Linked DNA regions of Homo sapiens: region 2 is linked to region 1. Evidence: chromatin contacts called from ENCODE Hi-C or POLR2A ChIA-PET data. All regions are on one chromosome and are shown on one strand. The core of a region is the stretch at or near the end of the contact, and the rest is flanking DNA. Distances in the headings are between cores, read along the strand shown.

Evidence for each region. Hi-C counts contacts between places; a loop is a spot of excess contacts on that map. ChIA-PET counts read pairs that join two places held with the same protein, here RNA polymerase II (POLR2A). Pooled maps may share reads with other maps.
Region 2: a pooled map shows a loop between it and region 1 (3-fold over the local background). The contact joins two enhancer-like sites. A Hi-C loop is called at or near these places in 1 of 50 pooled maps. POLR2A ChIA-PET finds 5 or more read pairs at or near these places in 2 of 52 experiments (HEK293 and activated CD4-positive, alpha-beta T cell).

What each region holds. Positions count from the first base shown.
Region 1 is chr1:223,618,117-223,623,191 of GRCh38, forward strand. CAPN8 (calpain 8) reads right to left here. Exons shown (of 21, transcript NM_001143962.2): 7 at 4,699-4,784; 8 at 2,076-2,150; 9 at 1,177-1,337. Among named protein-coding and RNA genes, the nearest start is that of CAPN8, 45 kb to the right of the region's middle. Within about 2 kb of position 2,320, at least 2 of the 41 ENCODE cell types and tissues checked have a DNase peak (open chromatin) inside an H3K27ac peak, as active enhancers do.
Region 2 is chr1:224,496,730-224,501,489 of GRCh38, forward strand. It overlaps a transcript of CNIH3 not described here. Among named protein-coding and RNA genes, the nearest start is that of WDR26, 64 kb to the left of the region's middle. RefSeq lists enhancers at 1,076-1,605, 1,331-1,530, 1,606-2,137, 3,513-4,013, 4,014-4,514. Within about 2 kb of position 1,587, at least 30 of the 41 ENCODE cell types and tissues checked have a DNase peak (open chromatin) inside an H3K27ac peak, as active enhancers do.

The DNA of each region.
Region 1 (5,075 bases), core at 1,070-3,569:
TCAATCAACAGATCAACAGCAAACCAGGCAGGGAACATGGGGAGCAGGAGGTGAAAAGTAGAGAGAGCAGGATTTGCTTTTCTTCATTTCTCCTTAGAGATGTGGGGCTGTCTTCCTGAGTTTCTTCATCAGGTGCTGCCTCAGCTGATTCAACCTAGGAGGAGCCTACACAGGGACACATTAGTGATCTTCTGCGAGCCAGGAAAGCTTCCCACCTTGCACCAGGTGAGGACCCAGGGTTAGTGCGGAGGCCATGCTTTGCACCATACTATCTCCACCAGGGTCTGAGTCCCCATGACACGCATGCCCTGTGTGTGGCCATCACGGCCCACGCTGTCTTTGCCCCTCCACCTCCAACTCAGGCACAAACACACAGTGAAACAGCAGCTCTATTGGATGCAGCCTATTGAAACAGCAGATGTTGTACCCGTGTTCCCCTAGCGCACCATCAGCCACTCTGTCCCAGAGGTCAGCAGGGTGACTGCTAGCCAGCTGGGTGTGGGGAGGGGAGTGGGGAGGAAGGGGCAAAAGCCCAAGGGAAGAACAGGAGGCCTTAGCATAAGGTGCCAAGAGCAGGGCTAGTGTGGAAAGCACGTCCTTTGCGGGCAGGGCAGGTGGGTGAAGCAGGGATGGTTTGAACACATGGTTCAGGCTGCAGCTGAGCGGCTGCAGAGCCACTGCCCACCCTCACAACCCTGGCCTCCAAGCCCTAGGGAGAAGCAGGGCCTCCAGAGGGTGCCCAGAAGTCAAAGAACAAAGTCCAAAGGCCTTATCCAAAGATTAACACATAGGGCTGGGCACGGTGGCTCACAACTGTAATCCCAGAACTTTGGGAGGCCAAGGTGGGTGGATCACTTGAGCCTAGGAGCTCGAGACCAGCCTGGGCAACATGGTGAGACCCTGTCTCTACAAAAACATTTTTTAAAAATTAGCCAGGCATGGTGGTGCATGCCTGTGGTCCCAGCTACTAAGAAGGCTGAGGTGAGAGGATCACTTGAGCCCGGGAGGCGGAGGTTGTGATGAGCAGAGATCGTGCCACTACACTCCAACCTGGGGAACAGAGCAAGGCCCTGTCTCAAAAAAACACACAAAATAGCACCAAAAAATTACATAAAATGACCCAGCTCAGGGAGGATAAGCTGGAGGAGGTTGGGCCAAGGCAGCCCTTCACCTTACCTGGGTAGTTCTGGCAGCCCCCAGCTGTGGAGCCCCGGGTCCAGTGGCCGTTGAACAGGACCAGGTTCCATTTGTGCACCTCCTCGCTACTCAGAGAGTCCGGGGACAGGTTGCAGATCTCCAACCGAGAGAACTGCCTCACGAAATCTGAAAGTGACATCCTGGGGCAGAGGCACCAGAGGGCTCTCAGTGAAGAGGGCTGGGTTGTGATTAAAGGCACGCATACTGAGCACGGGAAGGAGCCCTGTGGCACAGGCCCTAGAGGCCGTGGGCTAGCTTGATCTTTCCTACAGCACACTGATACAAACACGCAGAGACAACAGTCCACATTCTTCACTAGCGCTAGCTTCTTGGCTCTTACAGGGAGCCCCACACACATATCTTAACAACCAAGCAAAGGATCTGAACTGTAAACTGCAAAAGACCCCAGGAGGTCATCTCAACAAAGCCTCTGCCTCTAGATTGGGTTAAGTCTAAGCTCACAAGAGGTTTCTTTTTGTTTAATTCGGAGTGATGTCCAGCTAAGCCGTACCATATTCAAGGAGTATCCTTATTATCTTCCTTAGCTCACTAGCAAAGGAAGTTCTCCCATATTGATGGTAGGTAAATCTTAGCTTAAAGAGATAGAAGCAGTGCTCTCAGTTCATTGGAAAGATAATAGAACTGAGAAAGACAGGCTGATAGCTAAGCCAGGTTGAGGGCCTAGATATCATGGTTTCAGTGCTTTAGACGTGCTGGTATAGAGGTGGAATTATACCAGGACAAAAGGAGAAGAATGAATTCACCATGATCAGGAACCATGTCGCCTTCCTGGAAGACCCAGAGACCTAGAGTTCACATCAGAACTGAAAATGGACCCATCACCAATGGGACAGCGCTTCAGCAGAAAACTCTCTCACCAGAATTCTCCATCCTCAACTTTCTTGTCCAGTTCTTCCTTCCGCCGGGGGTCTATGTGATTCCACTCTGGTGCACTGAGGGGAAAACAAGCAGAGATGCTCGCTCCTGAGAGGTTCTACAAGCAGGGCAAGCTGTTTACTGCAGCTAAGCTTCCCCCTAAGAGCCAGAAACAAAATACCAAAAGCACTGCAGGCAGACAGAAAGGCAGAATGGACAGTGTGGCGCGAGCACACTGTCTGGGGAAGGGACACAGACCCAGGACACGGACTCCATGGGCACTAGCACGATGGCCTTGGACATGTGCCAGGAACATTATGACTCAAACATTATGCTCTAATTTTTACTCTCTAGGGCAAATTTGACATTTCTAATTAAGACTCCCAGGCCCCTGTTTGCAGGAATGGGGAGGCCCAGGAGAGAACGTGGATGAGTTCTCGTCACTGGAAAGGCAGGCACTCCAGTACCCATTAGTCACTTATCACTCTGGCTTATCCAGCAGTCTAGGGTGAATATGCTGACAGAGTCTAACCAGCTCTGGGGACATGGACATGGTTCACTTCCTTACACCCACGAGAATGATCATCCAGCCCAGTTTTACGGCAATTTCCCAGAAGAAACGTCACCCTGTGAGACCTCCTGCTGGTGGCCTTTCAAGGGCAATATCTATGCACTTTGTTTGAATGCCATCTCCAGCTTCCTGACCTTTACGAAGTTAGGTTTTCCTGAAATATGTATGTGACATCTAAGTAACAGAGCAGTATCAAGATCCATCTTTAAAAAAAAAAAAATCCCTGCCTGAATACCTTCAGCAAAACCTAAGCACCTTCTCTCCCCAGCATAAGAGCTGGGGCACACTCCAGCGCAGCCTCTTCCTCCAAGCCAGGCTTTAAGACCCCGGGGGTCAGCACGACAATTCCCAGAGCCTCTTCAATTCATTGAAACATTAATTTGATTAAAACCAAATCTCAGAATGTGCTTGTTATAAACAAAGATTAGGGCAGGAGTTGGAAAATTCCAGATCTGACCTACTGCTCCAATTTCTTTTTTTTACTTTTTTTTTTTTTTTTTAAGTAAAATCTCACTAATCCCTGGGCTGAGCTTAGGGATGTTGCCTTAGAGATTCGGCACCCTCCTCCTCCAATAGCTGATATATATAATTATCCCAGGTTGCATCTCCAGCTGGTAGGGCCTCCAGGACTTGACAGTCACCACCTCCCGCCTGCCAGGGAGCGGGTGCTCAGGGAAAGGAGAGAAAGTCAAACAAGCCCTTTGGACAGCTCGGTAGTGACTTTTGGTAAGAATGGCCCACATTCAGGGTTTCAATTTCACGTGGCCCTGTCATCCTTTTAGGGAAGTTGGCGGAACTGAGGTTTTGGGTTTTGCTCAATCTTACACAGTAGAATGAAAAATCCTTCCTACAGGAGGCTCATGTGTGGCCCTAGAGACACGTGTTTCTTCGTGACACAACCTGAAGGGAGTTACTGCCCCTCTGCGTGGTCATGACATGAGCAGTCATGATGCTGTGATTAAACTTGGCGATGTCCCCTTCGAAAGCCCTGGTGGCATCACAGAGTACCGACAGCACTTGAGGATTAAGGACGTATTGGGAGGGGGCATTATTGTGACCATTTTCATTTCTGGTGGTTCTTTGTCCATGAGACTGGCTAATTATTTTTTTTTTTTAAATGGAGTCTTGCTCTGTTGCCCAAGCTGGAATGCAGTGGCCCAATCTCGGCTCACTGCAACCTCCAACTCCTGGGTTCAAGCGATTTCCAGCTAATTTTTGTACTTTTAGTAGAGACGGGGTTTCACCATGTTGGTCAGGCTGGTCTCGAACTCCTGAGCTCAAGTGATCCACCCGCCTAGGCCTCCCAAAGTGTTAGGATTACAGGCCTGAGCCACTGTACCCAGCTGAGACTGGCTAATTCTAATTCCTCCCCCACACTAACCTGCCTCTGCCAGGCCAGCTGTGCTCACTGGACAGAAACCACCCCATGCTTTCCACCCTCCTGCATGATGGGGACATGGATTCCAGGGCCCAGCTGTCCTGGGACATCACCACCTCTGACTGACTTTCCCTCATCAGCAGAGAGGCCTGCCCAAGAGGAGTCTCTCCAGTCAGTGATCAAACGTGCCTAGGGTAGGAGCGAGTGCCGCTGCCTCATTCATCACTGCTGCCAGGGCCCGGGGCTCCTAGGGTCAAATTTCATTTTCTCAGCATCCTTGTTTCTTCTTGGTGCTGAGGGGTTTGGCCTTTGTCAGTGTCCAGTGTTTGTGGAGTGGAAAGAAACAGACTGTGAGTGATCGATTTGACCTTTGGACCAGCACGGTGCGTCAGGTAAAAAACACAAAAACCTTTCAGCGCAAAGCAAAATTCCACAGAGCCGCCAAACTTTCAAATGCCAAAGCAGAAAGCCAGAATCGAAGACTACAGCCCAGTGGTTTTTATTTTGCTTTTCCCAGCCTGGATCCATTTAATACTCTTTTCTGAACACACTGTGTGATCTGCAGACAGGACGTGCTGCTGAACTCACTGTGACATCGATCTCATTGTTGTGTGTTTTACACGACACCCTTCCGCAGAGGGAGAGATGACTGGAGAAGCGGGGGAAAAAAACCTACTCATCGCTCCAGGCTCCCGACCACTCCACTTCACCCCATGGATTCCTGAGTCTGATCAGCTTCTCTGGATGGCCCTGGAAATTCACCTGCAAATTCCATACACAGAAAAGCGACTGAATTACTATGCTCCTGTTGCCTTGCAGGCATGTCTGCACCTGACAGGATCTGCATTAAATTTTTCAAATGTCCCTAAAGGACCACACTTTTATTTTCCTTTAATGCATCTTTTCAGGCTTGGGCCAAGTGTTTTCATAATTTGTTTGAATAAATGAGGTATTTTTCATAATTTGTTTGAATAAATGAAGAGTGAGTCTAGCCCAAAAACAAGCTTATGTCTGCTTTAACTCAGATTTAGATTTTATAGTTGACTAAGATTG
Region 2 (4,760 bases), core at 337-2,836, 880 kb after region 1:
GTGGCATAGGATATCATGGTGGGAATACTGCAAATCCTTATTGAAAACAGGCATATTATAAATACCTTGTAATGAATGCAATACCATAGCTGATACTCATTTCTTTTAGACTTACCTATGTTTTCAGATATATAAAAACTCTAGGAATTCCCAAGGTAATTGAAAACATATGTCCACACAAAAACTTGTACAATAATGTTCATAGCAGCGTTATTCACAATAGCTGAAAGGGGGAAGCAACTCAAGTGTTCTTTGATGGATGAATGGATAAACAAAATGTGGTATATCCATACAATGGAATATTATGCAGCCATAAAAAGGAATGAAGTACTATTATATGCTACAACATGGATGACTCTTGAAAACATGCAGTGAAAGAAGCCAGTCACAAAAAAACTACATTTTATGATTCCATTAATATGAAATGTTCAAATAGGCAAATCTATAGAGACAGAAAGTAGAGGAGTGGTTGTCAGGGAGAGAGGCATAGGGAGGAATTGGGAGTGACTGCTAATAGGTACAAGATTTCTTCCTGGGGTGATGAAAATGTTCTAGAATTAGCTAGTGGTGATGTTTGCACAACATAGTGAATATACTAAAAACCACTGAACTGTATACTTTAACAAATGATAGATTTTATGTTTACTTTAAAAAATGATAGATTTTATGTTATGTGAATGATATGTTGATTTTTAAAGTCTAGGAATTAATCAATTATACTGTGATGGAATATGATATTTTAAGTCAGAAATTTACTTGTGGCATCATCTTCACTGTTCATCTGTAGAATCAGGAGAAGTGATGTTTCCTAGGTTGCTGTGAAGATTAGATAAGATAATGCATATGACAGACTTAGCTGCAAGAATATGGGTTGGGAACCCTTTGTTGTTATAGATGCATTTCTAAAGCAACTTTTTTTATGTGTTGCTGTTTGTTGGAGCCCTCCAGGAGGATCTTGGCACTGAGAGAAATCCCTAAACTAGAGTCATGGCTGAAGAGTGCTGAACACTTCCTGCACTGCTGGCTGTATGGTGGTCAGATGCTCCTGACTATGACCCTGCAGTGAAGCCCGGATCTGGGCAAAACTGAGAAGTAGTTGACACTTGCATCTCTTTCCTGACTGTCTTTTCTGGCCTGGTAGTCTTTTGGGTTATAATTCAGCATCTCTTCCATCTGCATGTCTCAAGTGATTAGTATTTTCCAAAGTGAGCTCATCACATTAATCATATTAGGGTATGAGCAGCCCTTTTAAGCTGTATTTGTATCTTACAGGAAGACCAGAAAAGCTCAGAAGGAGGAAGAATCTTCAGGCACTGTGCAAAGGGAGGGCAGGGAGAGGGGGAAGTTATTCTGCAGCAGCAGTGCCTTCCTGGGCATCCTGAAACCACCCTGATTCAGGGCCCATCTGGCCTCCTCATCTCAAGGCCAGTCTTGCTTGGCCTGTGCTCACTGCTGCCACTGCAATGCCATCTGGAAGAGAAAATCAGGACAATGGCTTCAGTTTCTTGCTCTCTTAGGATTAGGCTAACATGGAGGCCCCAGCAGCCCCAGCAAAAGCAGCAGTGATGGTGGTGGCGGTAGGGGTGTCATTAGCAACACTAATGAATCACTGCTGGGCCCGGTTCTCTTCTCTGACTCAGCTTGAAACTTCTTTCAGTTAACAGGAAGCCAGTAACCAGTAAAGTCAAAAGCTTATATGCAACTCTCTGGATTGGAAACCACTGGGGTGTTTTTTAAGCTTCTATTTCTAAAATAAGAAGGGAAACCAATGGACAGAAGCTTCCCTGTCTTCTTTGATGCAGATAAACTATGTTGGTAGAGGGTGATTGTGAGCTGGGGCCCTTGTTTCTTATGAAACTAAAAAATTCTACATGAGTTTACAAAAACAGGAAGCTGGCAGTGAAAGCTATTGGAATTATGTAAATGAAACAGTCAGTTTGGAATGCAGGTGGGAGTGTGCCTGTGGGAAAGAATGGAGAATGCATCAGAACACGGGCAGCCAGGTTACCATGCGCTGCTTCAGCACAGGGGAAGATGCGGGGGGCAAGGAACCTTCACTGCCCTGGCGTCATCAGCCCAGTGCTGCAACAGTGCAGCAGAAAGGGCAGCGGGGAAAGGCGACAGGAAGAGGAATCAAGACACTTACATTGCTCTAGGAGAGATTCGCATTTTTTTGTGGATCTGAGGATGGGAGCTCTGGGAGCTCTGGAGCCTCTTCCTGTCCGCAGGCACTGCAAAGCTTTAGCACACCAGTAGCTCCCCAGAGGGCTGGGAACCCATGCCAGGACTGGCACCCGCTCCGGGAAGGGGTGCTGGGAGTGCCATGATTTAGATCAGTGATTCACAAACTTTTGGTAGTGAAGACACTCCGTTAAAGCTTATTGTTTTGGGGTTGTATCCTACTCCCCGCCTTTTAAAAATGTTAGTTAAAAATTTAAATTAAAATGGACTTTGTTTTAAAATTAAAAATTTCCTGTTGTTTGAAGCTTCTATGACAACTGGGTAGCCTTCTGAGGTATTGTAATACAGTATTAGGATTTGGACTCTCTGCTGTATACACTAAGCTCTTAAGGGTGAAGGGCAGGCCATTGGTTCTGATAAGAAGAGAGGTTGCCATAGGTATCTCTGCTTTCTTACTCTTCCCCACTCCAGGCCATGTGGACATCTGGAGATATTTGATAAAATGTCCTTTACCAGCCGAGACTCATGACTAATCAATCGTTGTTTTTGTTGGTTTGCTTCTAATCCCTCTCCCTTCCAGTCTATCTTTCATCCTGCCATCAATTTCCTAAAACAGATTTGATGTGCCACCTCCCTCCTCAACAGTTTTCAATGGGATTTCCTACTGCCTGCATAAAGTCTAATGCCTTAGAATGGGGCAAGGAAAGCCTTTCATGATTTAACCCTCTAATACCTTTCTAGTTTCAATTTTTTATAACTCTCTATTTCGGGTCATTTTTTGAACATCAAGAAACTGAAAAGCATAGCTCAACTGCCTTATACAATACACGCCGTTATTTGCTTCTGGGACAAAAGAAGTCTAGAGTCAGCTGACTGGGCACTGTGGCTCACACCTGTAATCCCAGCACTTTGGGAGGCTGAGGCAGGAGGATCGCTTGAGGCCAGGAGTTCAAGACCAGCCTGGGCAACATAGCGACATCCTATCTCTACCAAAAAAAAAAAAAGAAAAAAGAAAAGAAAAAGAAATCTAGTGTCAGAGTGGGGCTTTGGGTAAGGCTCAACAATTCCCCAAGGATCTAATTCCTTTCTTTCTTTTTTCTTTTTTCTTTTTGAGACAGGATCTTACTGTGTCTCCTAGGCTGAAGTGTAGTGGCACAATCATGGCTCACTGTAGCCTTGACCTCCTGGGCTCAAGTGATCCTCCCACCTCAGCCTCCTTAGTAGCTGGGACTACAGGCCTGCACCATCAAGCCTGACTAATTAAAACAATTTTTTTTTTTTATAGAGATAGTGTCTCCTTATGTTGCTCAGACTGGTCTCTTGAACTCCTGGTCTCAAGTCATCCTCCCACCTCAGCCTCCCAAAGTGCTGTGATTACAAACTGAGCCACTGTGCCTGGCCACAATTTCTTCCTAATTCTCATGGTCCCAAAATGGTTGCCAGCAGCCTTCATCTCATGTCTCTAAAGAAAGAATGACTTGGCTGGTGCAACAGTTCATGCCTGTAATCCCAGCACTTTGGGAGGCCGAGGCAGGCAGATAGCTTGAACTCAGGAGTTGGAAACCAGCCTGGCCAACATGACGAAACTCTATCTCTACCAAAAATACAAAAACTTAGTCAGGCTTGGTGGCATGCATCTGTGGTCCCAGCTGCTTGGGAGGCTGAGGAGGGAGGATGGCTTGAACTCAGGGGGCGGAGGTTGCAGTGAGGCGAGATTGTGCCACTGCACTCCAACCTGCTGGGCGACAGAGTGAGACAAAAAAGCAAAGAAAAAAAAAAAAGAATGACTTTTCCCCAGCATTCATGACTGATCTTTAATCTGAGTAGACTTGTTTCTGACGTACATCTGCCCCTGCACCAACCCCAGTCGCCAGTGGGCTGGGATGTGCTGAGTGGCTACCTGCTGCACGATTTCCCTTGACCTCAAGACTCCCCACAATGCAGTGGATGCCTAAGTGGACAATGAGGCTGCTAGGATGGAAGAAGGGGGGCTGGAACCCGAGGAAGCAGCCGGCATCTGTGCATTCCACACACCCTGCACCATCACATCTCCATGCCTCCCCTTCTGCCACTTCCTGGAACCTACCATCTGCTTCCACTGATCAGAGCCCTGCTTATGCTTCAAAGCCTTGCTCGTGGGCCACCTCTGCTGCTGTGCCTCTTCTGTTCTGGAAACAGTAATCTTTTTTTTCATCTCTCTACTCTCTAAAGCATATCATGTTTCTATCTCATGTGCATTTACTAATTCTGCTTTGTTTTATGTCCACTTGTTTGTATATTTGACTCCTATATTGAACAGAAAGACACTTGAGGTAGGCGGAGTCATACTTTGTTCATTGTAGGGGTTTAAGAGTGTTGAATAAATGGTCATGGGCAATAATACTATCATTATTGAGAGCTTACTGGGTGAAAGGCACTTTGTAAAGAATTCTTCTCATAATTTTATTTAATCTCATTTAATCTTGACAACAGCACCATGAGGCAGATACTATTATTATTGTATCCAGTTTACAGATGAGGGTCCTGGAGCTTAGAGTGATATAAGCGAATTGCCCAAGGTCACATGCTCAGCAGACAGC